Regions from separate parts of the Homo sapiens genome. Here region 1 is linked to region 2. The links are chromatin loops, found by intact Hi-C in ENCODE. Cell type or tissue: endothelial cell of umbilical vein. All regions are shown on one strand. Links, peaks and the distances in the headings refer to the core of each region. The heading gives the core; the rest is flanking DNA.

Region 1 (2,911 bases), core at 253-2,752, 300 kb before region 2:
GACAAGAGGAGCCCCAGTACCATCTGGGCTGTGAGTGACAGAGGAGTCCCTTTGCAGGCCATAGGCTGGCAGGGATGGAGGGCTGGACAGGTGCTTGCCCACCGCCGGCCACGGGAAAGTTCTCTCCCTGTCACTGCAACGTGCGACAGGGCCGCTAAAAAGGTGACCCCTGTACGAAGGAATGAATGAGATAAAACAGAGCAAGCGCTGGGAAAAAGGGAATGAAAGCTGACGTTCACTGCTTTTTGTTCTCCCTTGGGTCTCTGTGGTCCAGGAAAATGCAACATGAACCTCGATTGTTCTGTGGACCATTCCTCCCTCTATGAAAATTTACATAATTCTTGATGTCAAATTTCAAATAACACAGAAGTTTATAGAGTAAAAACTACAAGTCTCCTTTTGTTCCCTCCTCCTACCTTCCCAGCCCCAAGTTTTATACTTACTGCAGGTCTTTTTCTATGCCTTCGTGCACATGTATTTACATATAAAAATACACAAATGTAATTTTTGTGTTTCTTTCTGCATAGCTGGGGTTGTGCTGTGTGTGCGTGTGTCTGGGGTTGTGCTGTGTGTGTGTGTGTGTCTGGGGTTGTGCTGTGTGTGCGTGTGTCTGGGGTTGTGCTGTGTGTGCGTGTGTCTGGGGTTGTGCTGTGTGTGTGTGTGTCTGGGGTTGTGCTGTGTGTGCGTGTGTCTGGGGTTGTGCTGTGTGTGTGTGTGTGTCTGGGGTTGTGCTGTGTGTGCGTGTGTCTGGGGTTGTGCTCTGTGTGTGTGTGTGTCTGGGGTTGTGCTGTGTGTGCGTGTCTGGGGTTGTGCTGTGTGTGCGTTTCTGGGGTTGTGCTGTGTGTGCGTGTGTCTGCGTATTGTCTTTCACTGAACAGCATGTCGTAACTCTCCCTGTGCATGAAGGGAGGCCTCCCTCTCACAGCTGTATTATATTCCAGATGGCGGAGACACCAGGCTTTACTGAGTCGTGCCTTTGTTGAAAGACATTTACGTTGTCTCCAGTGTTTGCTCGTAAATAAATACTGCTTTAAAAAACATCTTGTGTACATTTGGAGACACATGAATATTTTGAGGAGAGAAACGTATGAATTTGTATCATCATAGAACTGGAAAGAAACGTCTTTTGTTCTGCACCCCCTCCCCTTCCTTCCCCCTGGAATCTTTTATGCAGAAACCTTAGAACCTAAGTGTCAGAAGTGGGTCTCATTCCCCTGCCTGCCCTGGCATGGGCACTGAGGCCCTAGAGACGCAGGCAGTGGGCAGGTTTGATTCACACCCAGACATGTTTCTTAGACCCTGGCCTCAAGCGGGAATGGAATTGCTGGTTGATTCCAGCAGAGGGTGACTGGTCTAAGTGGATGTCTCCTTCAGGCCCTGTGGCTATCGGCCTTCCCAACTTCCCAGCGTAAACAGACCCCGCACAGGCTGAGAGGCATTAAGAATGTATACAAGGACCCGAGGGCTGGCCCATCCAGATCTGTGCGGAATGCAGTCAGCTCTTTCTGTATGGGATGAGGTAATCCCCTGCTTTTGCTTGAGGGGACCTGTGATTTCTGTGCAGGGCCCGCTGGGGGTTCATTAGAGGCCTCCCTCCCTCTCTCCACTTTCAGATTTTGCAGGGAGCTTTGTCACCAGGCTTTTGAGAACCAGGGGCCCTGGGTACACATTTCATAGTTTGCTCTATGAAGCTTTTGTTCCTATCAGGGATTCTGAGAGTGTCACTTATTAAGATCTAAGCAGGTAATTTAGGAAGATTCTTTGCTCCAATAGTGGACGCACAACCATCAGTGAATGGTGGTCAATGAAAGTGGGCCCTGCCCACCCTAAACGTCCTGCACGCAGGCTGGGGCGGCCAGAGCCTTTGTCGCAGGCCACCTTCCATGTTACACGGCAGTTCCCTATTTTGAATAAGGGGATTGTCTTTGTCAAATAATAATCTGTTTGCTGGAGACAGCTCTTGTTTCTGAAACCTAATGCATGAAAAATACCGAAATGACAAAAGGGTAAGCTATAGTATGACATTTTTGTTTTTCTGTTTTTTGTTTTCTTTAGCTCCCATTTGAATTTGCAGAGGACTTGATGACTGCACTGTCTGCTTAATCTCCCTTTTCACTGTACTTTCCTTCCTATCTGACCCCTGGAACCTTTGGTGGTGGGAAGGGAGAGGCCCGTCCAGGCCCCGAGAGGAAAGCAGGTGGTCAGGGTGTGGGCCTCTGGCTTTGTTTCCTGGCCAGCCCCAGTGTGGGCTGCTGTTCCTTGGGCTGACTGGTGGTTAATGATTGAGGATCGGTGATCGGTGAGTGATGATAGGTGGCCGGTGATCGGTGGGGCAGTGAGGAGCTCCAGCCTCCGCTCTCTCATTCAGCCCTTGGGCAGCAACAGCCATGCCCTTGTTGGAAGTTTCCCACTGTGCCACCCGGGAGGGGAGAAGCAAGGACAGAGGCGAGGACGGCTGAGCGGGGAAGTGCCTATCTCAGAAATACTGTTTTTGACTCAGAGGACCAATGGTCCCTAAATCAAATTTTCGTCACCCAAAGAGGCAAAGGTAGAAAGCCAAGGGCTGGATGGGGGTCCCTGAGCCCTTTTCCACCTCTCAGTCCCACTCTGGGCTCTGAGAATACTGAAGGCTGCTGGTAGCTCAAAGCGGGTGAGTGTCTATTTTGTGCTAAGAGTGGAGGAACTGGAAGGAAGGACACACTCGAGATGTGGGAACCAGGCGTCTTCTCACTGAGTGACCCTGCCTCCTGCTGGGGCCTGTCCATGCTGAGCAGTGGCCAGGCGCCTGGCCAGCCGGCATCTGACATGTCTCTACACTGGAGGGCAAGTAAGACCTGAGCCAGAGGAATGTCACCATGGTGGGGGAGAGAGGTGGGGCGGATTCGGGATCCAAGTTCGGGCGAACAAAGAC
Region 2 (2,911 bases), core at 302-2,801:
TCCTTCAATATCCAGTTAGCGACAACTTTGGTAGACAGATTGTTAGATATTTTCTCTTTAAAAATGACTCAAAATCTGAAGATAAGAGATAGGTTCTGTTTTTGTAACAATCAGTATTTTGACTATTTTAACCATAAATGTCACATTTCTTAACCCTCTTCTGCCATCCAAGTCATTAAAAGCTAACTTCTAGATTATAACATACATAGTAACACAAATTTTTCCTTCTTTCATTTGATTTATAATCTTTGACACTGTATTTCATATGCAGTCATGCCTAAATCGGCATTAGTTCTGAAGAGCCTGGACATTTTTGCTTAATATCCTTTAAAAGAAAATGACATCCCAAGGTAGATTCCCTGTCCCCTGCCTCAGTAACTTATCTGGTCCTGAGGTCCCATTCGAGTCTCCTCAACATTGCAAAGTCTTTCCCAAGCTCACCTTCTCACTGTCCCCTGCCCTCACTGCTGAGTCACTACTTTGCCTTATAGGGTCCCTGTAGTTGAACAGTGATTTACTGATTAGACTGCACAGTAAAATGGATGGTTGCGTTTATTCCTAAGCAGTTGATTTTTTCTCACTTTGCACAGGAAGAACCAAAGCGCAGTAAAAAAAACAGTGTCTTGTTCAAGCCCACACAGCTGATAAGATTATGTTCAAGCCCACACAGCTGATAAGATTAGGCAGAACCAGAACCCACACCTTCGTGTGAATCTAGGCTCCTTCCAGCAGGCCACACATGGCCTTGGGCTATCATTTGAGTGTATATTTCACAGGGGTATTTCTTGATGCCATTTATGGTGGCACTACTTTTTATACCTTTGAAGTCCTCCCAGAGCCTAGTTGAGTGCTGGGGATACTTAGGCAAGTGTTACTGAGTGACTGAGGGAAGGTGTAAGAAGAAGGTAGTAATCACTATAAGGACATGATAGTCTTGCTAAGCAAGACAGGCACTGAAGGAAGACTCCCAATGTTGGAGGTGTCAAGGAAGGTAACACGGAGCCTCCCCAGCTTCCACCATAAGAAAGGTTGTCAAAAAGATTTTCTTGGGATTCTTAAGCCTCTCTGTTTAAATATACAAAAAGTTCGAGCTTTGGCTATTAACAATTAATGTCTAAAGTACAACCTAAGTACCAGAAATATAAATACATTTTTCAATATATGTCCCCTAAAGAATGAGGAACCAATAATTTATAATTGTCCAACAACATTCTTTTCTCCAAATGGAAAAGCCCCAAGTCCTTTACTTATTCAATGAGGAAAAACACAGTTACCCCATTTGTCTTGTTTTCTAAACATTTGACCATTTTCTTAGCCTCTCTGTGAACTGGCTTTTTGATAGCACCCTTCAATTTTGGAGACTCATCTGGAGATGGTTTTATAATGGTGGCCCAGTTGATGCCAAGTATCTCTTAAAATGGTCTTCTTGTAAACATGTGGTGACACTTTATTACCTCTTTCCATAACATGATTCCATTATGAACACATACTTTATTACTGGTCAGGAACTAGCTCTACATCATTCTCAAGGATGGGTGTATGTGAGCTCTCTTCTCTTGACCTATATTTACTATTCTAGTGATTCATACTCTGTGTATATCCCTATTGCATTACTTCCTGTTTGCAACAGAGCAACCACAGAACAGTCTGGACAAAGCCATTTCCTTCTTCTTTTAATACTTATTTACGTGTTGCTCCAGTGAGTATGTGCGCAGGGTTGCTGTGCAAAGTGTGGTGAGCCTGGTGTCCTCAGGAAACTAACACCAGCTGTCAAGAGGGCTTAGGAAAATACCCTGGAGCTGGCGTCAGCCACAGAATCGAGTGAGGAAAAGGGGAGCAGGCCTGACTATTTCACTGACTCATCCTGTCTCCTTTTCCAAGTCACTTCCTGTCAAAGCGGGAACTTCCCATTAGTTCCACATAAGTAGAGCTCTTCCAGACATGTACAGGGTGAGATCAGCAATACACTTCTTTCCTTTAGTAGCTTTCAAGTTACTATCATCGTAAGCTGGCAAATTTAATATTGCGTGTCTTGGATGGTGGGAGCAAAAAAGCCTATTTAACCTGAACAGAACCCACACTTGTCCATGTTATGCTTTATCTATTTGTTCATTCATTCATTCTGTCAACACACTTACGGTAAACTCCTGTGTGTAACATGTTACGCTTGTGTCTAGGTCTGCAAATAACCCCATGTTTAGAAGTTCATGGTCAGCAGGTTCCTCAGCAAACTCTGCCAGTGCCGCCCACTGACCCAAGCAGAGGAAGCAGATGCATCTTGAACAGATTTTCACATGGAATGTAGTATCTCTCCTCATGCTGTCTGGACAGGAATACAGGTTAACTCTAGGAAAGCTGCAAGTTACAGCAGATTGAGCGTGAACTTAGGAGCCAGCAGGTCAAGCCATGGCACTCAGTAGTTGGATAAACTTGGGCACATTACCTAACCTTCTGAACTGTAAAATGGAGCTAAAGATAAAACTCCTTCCAAAGAGTTGTTATGACAATTAAATGCAATGTTTTATATGAAGTCCTTAGTACAACTACATGCAGGAAGGATTTGCTCGAGTTTTATGGCTCTTATTATTGAAAACAAAGCATATCAAAAACAAAACCCTTTACCTATTTAATCTGGAGTCAATATTCTGCACAAAATGACACTTTTATAATTAGTTGCTATGATTATTCACAAAGCATTGAATAAGAACTAGTAGCTAAAATAGGCCAGTGTTAACAAGATTGACTTGGTGAGCTTAGAAAATACAGAAGATCTACCTCAGGGAATTCATACACTCCTTCATTTTCCATGGCTTATTGAATCCAGGTAATCAGGTAGAGGAGTTTTGCTGTTGTTACTGCTGCTCTTTGGCTTTTTAATAATGAAAGACTGAGGCAAATGATGCAGATCAGC

What was found. A loop is a pair of places that touch in the nucleus more often than their neighbours do. Peaks named below come from ENCODE experiments on the same cell type or tissue, not always from the same donor. Only the 100,000 strongest peaks of a DNase experiment are listed, where the experiment ranks them.
Region 1: it touches region 2 in a loop (5-fold over the local background); 10 of 110 quality-filtered maps call a loop at or near these places.

The regions. Positions count from the first base shown.
Region 1 is chr2:236,574,847-236,577,757 of GRCh38, forward strand. All of the region lies in intron 1 of ACKR3 (atypical chemokine receptor 3), which reads left to right. Among named protein-coding and RNA genes, the nearest start is that of ACKR3, 6.5 kb to the left of the region's middle. In endothelial cell of umbilical vein, for the core only: a CTCF peak has its summit at 1,380; DNase peaks (open chromatin) are centred at 955 and 1,355; H3K27ac peaks cover 1,953 bases.
Region 2 is chr2:236,869,984-236,872,894 of GRCh38, forward strand. No RefSeq gene overlaps it. Among named protein-coding and RNA genes, the nearest start is that of COPS8-DT, 210 kb to the right of the region's middle. In endothelial cell of umbilical vein, for the core only: no CTCF peak of the experiment used is centred there; a DNase peak (open chromatin) is centred at 1,768; H3K27ac peaks cover 2,461 bases.